3 separate regions of the Homo sapiens genome follow, and regions 2 and 3 are each linked to region 1. The links are chromatin contacts, found by Hi-C in ENCODE. All regions are on one chromosome and are shown on one strand. The core of a region is the stretch at or near the end of the contact, and the rest is flanking DNA. Distances in the headings are between cores, read along the strand shown.

Region 1 (3,610 bases), core at 561-3,060:
GCACTTACTATAACTAGTGAAGGAAGAAATAAATGATTTCTTCCTTAAGAGGAACAACAACAGAAGGTATCCGATGGTCAAGAACATTATACCTGCCTCCATCATCTCAGAAAATAAAATTCCTGTCCAATGACAACCAGGAAGGCAGATGGGGGTGAGCTCGAGCTGTGTGAGGAGGCCGCTGATGACCTGGAGCTTAGGGGTGTGCTGACCCTCATCTCCCTGGGGATTCCCAGGAGACGCTGCCCTACCTGTAGCTGCAACTCATGGACCCTGTTACCCAGCCAAGTGCAATGGAGGGCTGGCGAGGGAAGAAAGATCAAAGGAAGAAAAGAAAGGTTCTTTTTTATTTCAAGTATGAGAAAAAGAGAGTTCTACTGTGAGAACATCAACTCTTCTGTAGCTATTGATGTAGCCAAACTCCTGGAATGTAACTATATCTAACAGTGTTTCTCTGAGAAACTTTTACAGGATTGGAATGTGTGTAGTATCTAGTTAACCTGCTATTTTATTGCAAGTGATTTTTTCAAGTTATTAATTGAAATAGGAGTCTACCGTAAGTTGCTCTTAACTTGGGGAACTACTTTGAATGGCATTAATCTGGACCATTAATAACAATGTATACTTGGGGATTGTGTGTGTGTGTGTGTATACATGTGTGTGCATATATGTGTGTACACACACGTGCACACACACGTGCGCGCACACGTGCACACACACACGTGCACACACACACGTGTACACACACACGTGTACACACACACGTGTGTTACTGTACGTGGAGACTGTACATCTTAGGTCACACACCACCCCTGAACCAATCCTACAAACACCATAGGTGATACACACTGTCAAAGACAAAGAGTAGATGTCCACAATAGCTGTTCTTTCTCGTTTATAACACTTCTTTTACCTAGTAATAATCAGCTACCATTTACTCGATACATACTGTGTGCTGCCTCTTCAACCTTTTGACCATTTAAACTACAGGAAACTAGGTTATCTTCAGGTTACCTTAGTTATGGGAGTGTATGGAAAACATTAATGGGAAGGTGAAAGCGCAGCAAACCACTTCAGCAGTTAACAGAAAGGCTCTCAGAGCACTGGACCGCCAATCAGGACACAGCAGCAGCTCTGGGATTCGACCACAGATTCTCTGGCGTGCCCTTCGGGAAAGGGTGGCCTCGGGCCCCCTACTCTACAGAGTCTCCTCCCACGGCTGCCCAGTTCCCTGGCCGACTATCTTGCCTCCACCACATCACCATCAGTACCGGGCGGCTGCAGGGCAGAGCTGTCCAGGGACCTCCTCACAGCCTCCAGAGTCAAGAAATGCCTCCTCAGGGAAGCCCTCTACCGCATCCCTGACCTGTGAGTCACGGAGCTCCCGGGCACCATGCTGGCCACAAATGCCTAAGGAGCCCCCCGGAACCAGCTGTGGGTCCCGCAGGCACTCGCAGGCTAGCGGACACCTTTGGAGGACTGAGAGACCTGTCCTGCAATCCAATGTTCCTCACTCTCACAAGATTTTACAGACGTGGAAACCGAGGCCCGAGGCCCCAAGGGGTAATCGGCCCGCCTTCCCATGCCAATAACCGGCAGTGGCGGGACCCACACCTACTCCGTGACCTGCAGGCCCAGGGGTCGAGCCCCAGGTAGAACGTCTAGACGGACTCCGCCCTTAGCGCCGTACGGGGAACCTTCTCCCGGACGCAGACACGGAAGCGGAAGTGCTGCCGAGCTGTAGCTATGGAGACGTGGGGGGCGGGCCGCCCGGAGAGCGCGACCTTTGACCTGCAGTAGAGCCTACGTCAGAGGCTGGCGCAAACAGAAGTGCAGCGGTGGCGGCGGCTGGTTGCGGGCCGGCGGCGGGCTGGCGGAGATGGAGGTAACTCAGGTCGGGCCCACTGCCTCCCATCAAGCCTTCCGCGCCGCGATTTGGGATGTGGGAGTGGGCCCGATGGGAGGGCGCGGTAGTCTCCCTCTTGGTGTCCCGAAGCCCGCGCTGCTGTCGCCTCCCCATCTTTCGTAAACTCTATCCCTGGGGGTTACCTGCCCCGTAGAGCCCGTTTGTGTACGAATTGCCACAGCGACCGCCTCCGTCCGCCCTCATTCTCTGTCTCACGAGGCTTTCCACCACTTGATTCCATAGAAGGTTTTTCCCTGTAAGGGTTCTACGCGTTCCGTGTGGAATTAGGAAAAGAGTTCTTCTGACACCTGGGTTTGATTTTGTTTTGCAGGATCTTGTTCAAGATGGGGTGGCTTCACCAGCTACCCCTGGGACCGGGAAATCTAAGGTGAAGAGAATACTTGAATAGCGGGCTTCCTGAAGAGTGGAAGGGTGATGAATTGGAAAACTTTGGCATGGGGAAGGGGGGGGCGCTGATTTTTTTTTTTTTAATAGCCTTGCTCCAAGGGATCTCAATTTTAGTGTGCGCAATCGCCCATTTCCTGTTTCTCCCCCGCCCACCCCGATATAGAAAGACTTTTTGTTTGCTTCCTGCTCCTGGTTAGCACTGCTGGGAGATCCTGCTATTTTTCGAACATAAAGCAGTCTAAGAAGGTTTATATAGTGGTGTAGTGGAAGGAGCAGTGACATAGGGTAGGAATCAAGGGATTCTGATCTGTGGGCTCCAGTTTCTACATTGCCAAAGAGTTTAATTAGTCCAGTTTTATGGCCCTGTACAATGTTTAACATTCAATCATTCTAAATGATAGTGGTTTATTGCTAAGGTTTATTGTGTGCATGCTAAATTTCTGGCGCTTGCCTAACCACTCAGTTCCTTCGTTTAAGCTTCATGATAACCATGAGATAGGTACTGTTGTTACCCTCCTTTTACAGATGAGAAACCTGAGACCACAGGCTTAAGCAATTTTCTCAAGTGGTAAAGCTCAATTTTTTAATTAAAGCCTGAATGTTACCCGGTTCATCTTGCTGCTGTAATTATGCGTAAATTTTCTTGTGACCAAAGACTTGCAGCCTTGAATAGAATGAAATAATTTTACAGCTCCAAGGAATTTTAAGTAGCATTAGCTCCAACCTACTGATTTTACAATTAAATCAAAAGCTAGCAATGTCAACCTGTAACATTAGCTATAAGAGGATATGGCCTGGTTTTTACGTTTCATAGTAGTTGCATAACTAATTTTTAGTAGTTGCATAGCAATTACAGAATTGACGTTGCATTTGCTGATTTTAAAAAATGTGGCCGGGCGCGGTGGGTCACGCCTGTAATCCCAACACTTTGGGAGGCCGAGGCGGGCAGATCACCTGCGGTCAGGAGTTTGAGACCAGCCTGGCCAACATGGTGAAACCCCGTCTCTACTAAAAATACAAAAATTAGCCGGACGTGGTAGCGGGCGCCTATGATCCCAGCTATTTGGGAGGCTGAGACAGGAGAATTGCTTGAACTTGGGAGGCAGAGGTTACAAGTGAGCCAAGATCGTGTCATGCACTCCGGCCTGGGCAATAGAGCGAGACTCTGTCTCAAAAAAAAAATGTGGAACAAAGTATGCGGTTGGCATAAAGATTTATTCTGTAGAATGTTTTTGTTTTCTAGCAGACATTGTTTCTTTTTTGTGGTATACTAGAAACATGAGTTATAACAAGTTG
Region 2 (3,610 bases), core at 286-2,785, 9.4 Mb after region 1:
AAAGTCACAGACCCAAAACTCACACATGTAATCAGGTAAATATATATGTATGTACATAGAGCTATAGAAATAGATACATATGTGTATATGCATATATATACTGATATATGCATAAATTTAAACTGGCATATATATTTACACTGAGATAAATGTTTGCGTGTGTGTGTGCGCTCTTACATTTCTGAATCATTCTTCAGCCTGCCTGATCATTAACAAATTAATCTAAGCACATTATTATTTGTTTGTCTTAGTTTTCCAGTCCAATCCAATGTGATTTCGAAGTCAATTCCTTCACATTCTGTTTAAACTCCCTCCCAAGTTTTCTCCCTCTCTGTTCCTCACTATGATCAGGTCTAATCTCCAGGGTCTCATGTTCTGCCCCTCCAAGTAAACAAATTAATCCAGGTTTCATGGACTCTTCCAGTTGTTCAGCTCAAATTGATTACTGTTAAGGGGAATTTGAGGGCATTGGGCCAATTTTTAAAGACAAATATGAATTTTTATGGAAATCTCCAAGTATTTTAATGTTGATAACAATTTTTTTAAAAATTAAATACTATATGCATACCCCTGTCTTCCTCCCCATCCCAAAAAAGAGATGACTATTAGCTAGCCACATTGCAATTTCTGTCCTGGACTGCTGAAGGGTCCTTGGGTATACTTAAGGAATATATAAACCTCTTTTTCAAACTGCAGTCAACCTATTATTAATGTAGTAAAGTTAATTTAAATTCATAGGAATCAGTATTTTTAGTAAGCTAAAAAGAATAATTTAGGATGGAATGAATGGAATTGAAGGAAAAAGAGTGAAAAGCAAGAATATTATTTTGAGAAATGTTATATTTATGTGTGTATGTGTACCAAGTGACACAGAAATTGTATTTCTGAGGAGAGTGGCCAAACAAGTTTGGAAATGCATATATATAATTTAGTTCTATTCAGTTTCCCAAATACAGTTGTCCCTCAGTATCCACAAGGGATTGAGTCCAGGACCCTCTATGGGTACCAATATCTTAGGATACTCAAAACCCTTATATACAATAGTGTAATATTTGCATTTATTTTACACACAACATCCTGTATACTTTAAATCATTTCTAAATGACTTATAATACCTTATACAACCTAAATGCTATGAAAGTAGTTATCACACTGTATTATTTTTAATTGTTTTTTTTTTAATGTTTTCAATGGGGGAGTTGGTTGAATCCACAGACAGGGAATTCAGGTACAGGGAGGGCCAACTCTAGTTCTGCACCCACAGAGGATAGGAACATAAAAATGCGGACTCCCTAAGGCCTCCTTCCCCTCCACGTTCTTTCTTCAGTCTTCCTCTAGGGGGAGCTCAAGTTAGCTTTAGCACAGTGTGAAGCCAGTGCAGCGTCTCGCTTCCACTTCTCCAGGGGGCGCTGCAAAGATTTTGGTCGCCAAAGATATCACGGTGCGCGCGTCTGGAAGCATTTCCGCTCTGGAGCATTTTCGTTCCGCCGGGTGCCAGCGTTCCTGTGACGCGTTTCCTGTTGGCCGAGCTGCGCACGTGCGGCCGGAAGGGAAGTAACGTCAGCCTGAGAACTGAGTAGCTGTACTGTGTGGCGCCTTATTCTAGGCACTTGTTGGGCAGAATGTCACACCTGCCGATGAAACTCCTGCGTAAGAAGATCGAGAAGCGGAACCTCAAATTGCGGCAGCGGAACCTAAAGTTTCAGGGTGAGATGCGTTGACTCGCGGTGGCTCAGAAGACCCACGCGCGAGCCCTGGCGCGTTCGGGCGGCCGGGGGCCCAGCTGCTCTGTGTGACGGAGGCAGCTTCCCCTGCAGCGTGTGTGATTGGGGAGAGTGAAAAGGCAGCTTCCACTCGGGACCCGCGCTGCTGCCCACTCGTCGCGTGGCTCCAGCGCTGCTCCTGACCTTTCTGAGCAATCAGTGTCTTCTTACAACGTTAGAGCGGGAGGACTCCCCGTTCACTTCTAGGCTTACGACTAACCCTGCCTTTTGCATTTCCACCTTAGCTTTTGGTTCCCTCACCACCTGCAAGTCGCACCTCACCTCATCCCTCATTTCCGGTTATGCTGCATGAAACGTCTCATTTCCACCCACTTTTCACATCTATTTAATTCCCGTATTTCTTTCCCCAAAAGCCCGTCTGGCTGTTTCCACAGAGCTTCTTTGATACTATTGCCTTCCTCTACCCACTTCCACACGTTCTCGTAGCACTTTCTCACCAGAGCTTCTACGTATTTGTGTCCCGCACAGTGACCTAAATGAAAAGGATTTTATCTGAATGTCACCTTTCTTACCTACCTCATTTGCAGTCCCAGTGTCCTGACAGTGGGGCCACAGATCTTGAAGTAATTGTGTTAACCTGTTGTCCAGGTTAAGATACAAACTCCCCGAGGGAAAGTTTGGAGGCACAGTGCCTTGCCCCAGTTGGTTTTCAACAGACATTAATTGAAAAAAAATTCTGCAGGAGGCAATAGGTTTGTGAATTTTAGGAATATGTTTTGAAATACTCTTGTATTTCTAATTCCTATAGAATAATACTACAGCATTACTACTTTTCAGCGCATATGTAAGTAAATTTGAACAAAAGATGGTGTTTTATCTTTTTCAGTAAACAAACAGGGAACCTTTGGTAAGGACATTCTCAGGTACAGTCATGCATCGCATAACAGGAGGGGGGATACATTGTGAGAAATGTGTCATTAGGGGCTTTTGTCGTTTTGCGAACTTTATCTAGTTACACAAACCTAAATCTACTACACACCCAGGCTACATGATATAGCCTGTTGCTCGTAAGCTGTCATCCTGTACAGCATGTTACTGTACTATACTCAGAGAATTGTAACACAATGGTAAGTGTATGTATGGCTAAATATATCTAAACATAGAAAAGGTACAGTAAAAAGACTATGACATGAGAGATTTAGAAAATGGTACCTCTGTATACAGTACTTACCATGAATGGAGTTTGCAGGACTGGAAGTTACCCTGAGCGAGTCAGTGAGCGGTGAGTGAATGTGAAGGCCTAGAACATTACTGTACACTATAGACTTTATAAACACTGTACACTTGGGCTACACTGTTGAGTTTTTTAATACTTTTATTCTTAAATTAACCTTAGCCTGCTGTAACTTTTACATTATAAACTTGTTAAATTTTAACCTTTTGACTTTAATAACACTTAGCTTACAACACAAGCACATTGTACATACAGCTGTACAAAAAGTTTCCTTTTGTCCTTATTCTATGTGATTTTTATTTTATTTTTTTTTCTTTTTAAGCTTTTTGTTAAAAATGTAAAGACACAGACACATTCAGTTTCACTGTCTTCCGCTTCCACATCTTGTCCCACTGGAAGATCTTCAGGGGCAACAATAGGCATGGAGCTGTCATCTCCTATGATAACAGTGCCTTCTAAAATACCTCTCTCCCTGAGGCTCTTTTACAGTCGACTCATTTTTTTTTAATAAGTAAAAGGAGTAAACTCTAAAATGATGATCAAAAGTATAGTAAACACATAAACAAGTAACATAGTTTATTATCACGTATTATGTATTGTACATAATTATGTGTGCTGTACTTTATACGACTGGCATTACAGTAGATTTGTT
Region 3 (3,610 bases), core at 511-3,010, 5.7 Mb before region 1:
AGTAGAAGAAGCATCCCCATGCTGAGAATGAACTACTAGATTAAAGGAATAGTGGTCAGAAGGAGTGCCAGTCTCTGAAGTTAAAGGCATGGAGCTGGAGGGTGGATCCTGCAATGGCCTAGAGGCAGAGAAATCCTCTCTAAAAAGCCGCCCTCCCTGAAGACCTTGTGTTTCTGGGCTTGCAGCAATTTGATGAACATGCTTTCATGGTGATCTTAACTATTAACTCAACATAGAGTTGCTACCAACTGAACGCCTTGCATGGAGGTGGTGGCATGGAGAGTGCATGAAACTGGGAGAAGTGGTGGTCTTGATCTGCATCTGGGCAGAAAACGATGACTCCCTGCCAGGGCCCAGTGCCATCAGATACTATCTTCAAGGCCTCAAAGGCAGCCTTCTCCCATTGACACTTATCGCAGCTTCCTTACCCTCAAGATACTGGATTAGCTCACACTCAGGGCTGAATCAGGCCTAGCCTTGGAAAGGGAGGAGTGCAGAGGTGGATCTAGGGTTCTTGCAGATAATGGCCCAGAAACTACCAACATCAGCTTACTTGTAAGACTGAATTCTTCTGTGGCAGAACTGTGGATTACAATAGTGAAGCTCCGCAGCACCTGCCACATGGCAGGTGTTCAGAAATGCCATGAATCAGCTTACTAAACTTTCCATTCTACGTGGGAAATTAGCACTCAGGGAGCAAACCAGGACACGCGCGCGCGCACACACACACACACACACACACGATGAAACCAAACCGCCATTGTGCAATGCACACCCTTTGTCCAAAGGTAGATGGGTACAATTCACTCTGATCTGCATTTTTAAACATTCAAGTCAACCGAGAGCTCTAGTGAAAATGCACCCAATTCTGTACAAGTGGGGTCATCAACAGCGGCTTCTCCAGCCTGGTCTGGTAAAAAAGCAAACCACAGGCACACACATCATGATGAAACCAAACCTACGCTGTGCAATGCGCAGTTTGTCGAAAGGCAGATGGGTAAAATTCACTCTGATCTGCATTTTTTAATATTTAAGTCAACCAAGAATCCTAGTGAAAATGTGCCTAAATCTGTCCAAGCGGGGTCAAGAGCGGCCTCCCCTGCCTGTTCTGGTAAAAAGGCTTGCGTGTCCCTACCTCACCAGCAGCCGCACAGCAGCTGGGCTTTTCCAAGCTTGCCCACACCCCTGTTCTCCGCCCTGCAAAAGCTGCACCTGCCACAGCATTTAACACCTGGTCACACCTGAGGTTGGTACCAGGGCTTCTCAAAAGGCAGGGAAGGGAAGACGTTCCGCGAACGGGGTGCAAGAGAAAGCGCGAGGGGCAATAAAGCAGTGTGGCCAGATGCAGACTGAAGTGGGTGATAGGGCAAGAGGAGAGCTTGATAGGTAGTGAGGCACTCACCAGGCGGACTGCGGGTTCCCACTCCCTGGGAGCTCCCCGGAAGCTCCAAGAACCGCCTGGGTCCCCAGGCCCGAACACAGTCAGCACTTGCTCCCAGCCCCCACGCTCGCACTCACCAAGAAGCCCACCAAGTAGAGACAGAGCAGGAAGCGGCGGGCTCCGACGGCACCGGAGTCGGCAGCCTCCGCCTCGGTTCCTGTCTTCTGCTCCTGTTTCCGCTCTGCGGTCTCCGAGACCAGCCTCGGGGCCGAGTTCATGTCCCAGTGACCCCCAAGCTCCATACCCGCGCCGGCCGGGGGTCGGACGCAGCAGCAGCCGCGGACCTACCCCGGGAGCCCAGCCCCGCCCCGAGCGGAAGCAGGAGGCGCGCGCCTGCGCAGAGAGAGGGGGCGGGTGCTACCTGGCAGCTCCGCGGGTGCGTGGCCGGTGCTGGCTGGGAGTTCTGGTCTCAGGCAAGGTGGGGACTGGGCACATCATCAATACGGTAAGCACACACCAGTTTGTGATGATAATGATGATGCTCTTTGTTTCCTCTGGGTACAGACCCTGCTGCCCCTATCGTTGGAGGACAGGAGGGAATTGTATTGAGCTTCACTTCCTCCTATGGAGTTGTGCTAGGAGGTGACCAACTCCAGCTTGAAGATCCACAGACCCTGGCCACCAGTTGGTTGTGACAGACCTAGGATACGTTAACGTGGCTCTCCAAGCTTTCGTTTGCCTATTTAAAAAGCAGTAGGAAATAATGTAGTCCAACTTCTAGAGGTGTGAGAATTCTACACATGCTTCTTAAGATCCTTTCTGGTGCAGTGCAATGTGAACAAACCATAGATGGTCTATGCCTGAGTTGAGATTACAGTCTCATGGAGTAAAAATAATAAGCACGCAGTAAATAAACATAAATAAAAATACTAAACATGCAATGAAAAAGCATAAAATAAGTAAAATAATATGGTGATAATATAAAGAAGCACGGTCTTGATGTGGAAAGTAATGAGGTGGGGAGTGAGCTACTTTAGAAAAGCAGTTTGGAGGAGGTGACATGTAAGCTGAGAAGAGTGGAAAGAAGATATGTGTGGCTGAAACTTCCTCATCAAACTGAGAGGTCAGCAGGAGTGCAGACCATTTAGGACCCAGAAGGCCATAACAGAGATTTGGGGTTTATTCTGAGTGCAGTGAAAGGAATTAAGTGAGTGCATGACACCAAAAGATGCCTTTAAATTACTTAGCAAAGCCCATGACACATGGTAAGTAATAAATGTTAACAATAGTGACTAGCCCCTCTTTTCTTTAGAACTTGTTATTTATTCCTCTTTCACTGTGGGATCAAGAAGACTCTGACATTTTACTGAGATTTTGCTCAAAATCTCAATTTACTTGTGTAGGTTGCTAATTCTGAGATCTGTTAAATTCAGTGTTGCAAAGTTTCTCATGGGAGGTGGCACTGAATAGGGAGAAGTGGAATACTGATACTTAGAATTAAGACATATAATTGAATCCAGGTGAAACTGTCAATCGTGAACCCCCAAGTTATTCTGAGACTCCTTTGCAGGAGAACTAGTTTGCTCTCCTATAGCTGAGGAAACTAGTCTTTTTGTGCTTGAAATTTTGTGAGTAACTCATCTGGGAAAGGCGCCTTGAAAGGGCTGCTCATGTTAACCCATTAAAACCACTCACTGTGGCTACTAAATACATAGCTAGGGTGAAATTTTAGCATGCTCTGGTGACAGGTACACATTATAACCTAGGAGGACATCTCATACACGCCAAAAGAATTGGAAGTCACGGCCAGGCGCGGTGGCTCACACCTGTAATCCCAGGACTTTGGGAAGCCAGGGTGGGCAGATCACAAGGTCAAGAGATCGAGACTATCCTGGCCAACATGGTGAAACCCTGTCTCTACTAAAAATACAAAAAATTTAGCTGGGCGTGGTGGTGCGCGCCTGTAGTCCCAGCTACTTGGGAGGCTGAGGCAGGAGAGCTTGAACCCGGGAGGCAGAGGTTGCAGTGAGCTGAGATCGCCCCACTGCACTCCAGCCTGGCAACAGAGGGAGACTCTGTGTAAAAATAATAATAATAAAAGATTTGGAAGTCTCTGCTAATATATAATCAATGTAAACTTTAGAAACCTGGGGGAGAGATTTCTAAGGGTGTCAGACAAAAAAAGGGAATAATATAACACTAAATTAGGCAGAATTCACTAGTATAGAT

What was found. A loop is a pair of places that touch in the nucleus more often than their neighbours do. Pooled maps may share reads with other maps.
Region 2: a loop to region 1 is called in a pooled map, with 7 times the contacts of the local background. The contact joins the promoter of DDX18 here to the promoter of GCC2 in region 1. A Hi-C loop is called at or near these places in 5 of 50 pooled maps.
Region 3: a loop to region 1 is called in a pooled map, with 13 times the contacts of the local background. The contact joins the promoter of SLC67A2 here to the promoter of GCC2 in region 1. A Hi-C loop is called at or near these places in 4 of 50 pooled maps.

What each region holds. Positions count from the first base shown.
Region 1 is chr2:108,447,396-108,451,005 of GRCh38, forward strand. It overlaps GCC2 (GRIP and coiled-coil domain containing 2), which reads left to right and starts at 1,811. Exons shown (of 23, transcript NM_181453.4): 1 at 1,811-1,885; 2 at 2,238-2,294. The coding sequence starts at 1,880. RefSeq lists enhancers at 751-1,733, 1,638-1,897, 1,734-2,715, 2,801-3,301, 3,302-3,610.
Region 2 is chr2:117,813,156-117,816,765 of GRCh38, forward strand. DDX18 (DEAD-box helicase 18) reads left to right here and starts at 1,536. Exons shown (of 14, transcript NM_006773.4): 1 at 1,536-1,707. The coding sequence starts at 1,623. RefSeq lists enhancers at 1,298-1,592, 1,320-1,857, 1,403-1,532, 1,663-1,712, 1,733-1,782 and 1 more.
Region 3 is chr2:102,735,128-102,738,737 of GRCh38, forward strand. SLC67A2 (solute carrier family 67 member 2) reads right to left here and starts at 1,761. Exons shown (of 6, transcript NM_032718.5): 1 at 1,519-1,761. The coding sequence starts at 1,683. It also overlaps a transcript of TMEM182 not described here. RefSeq lists a silencer at 1,668-1,877.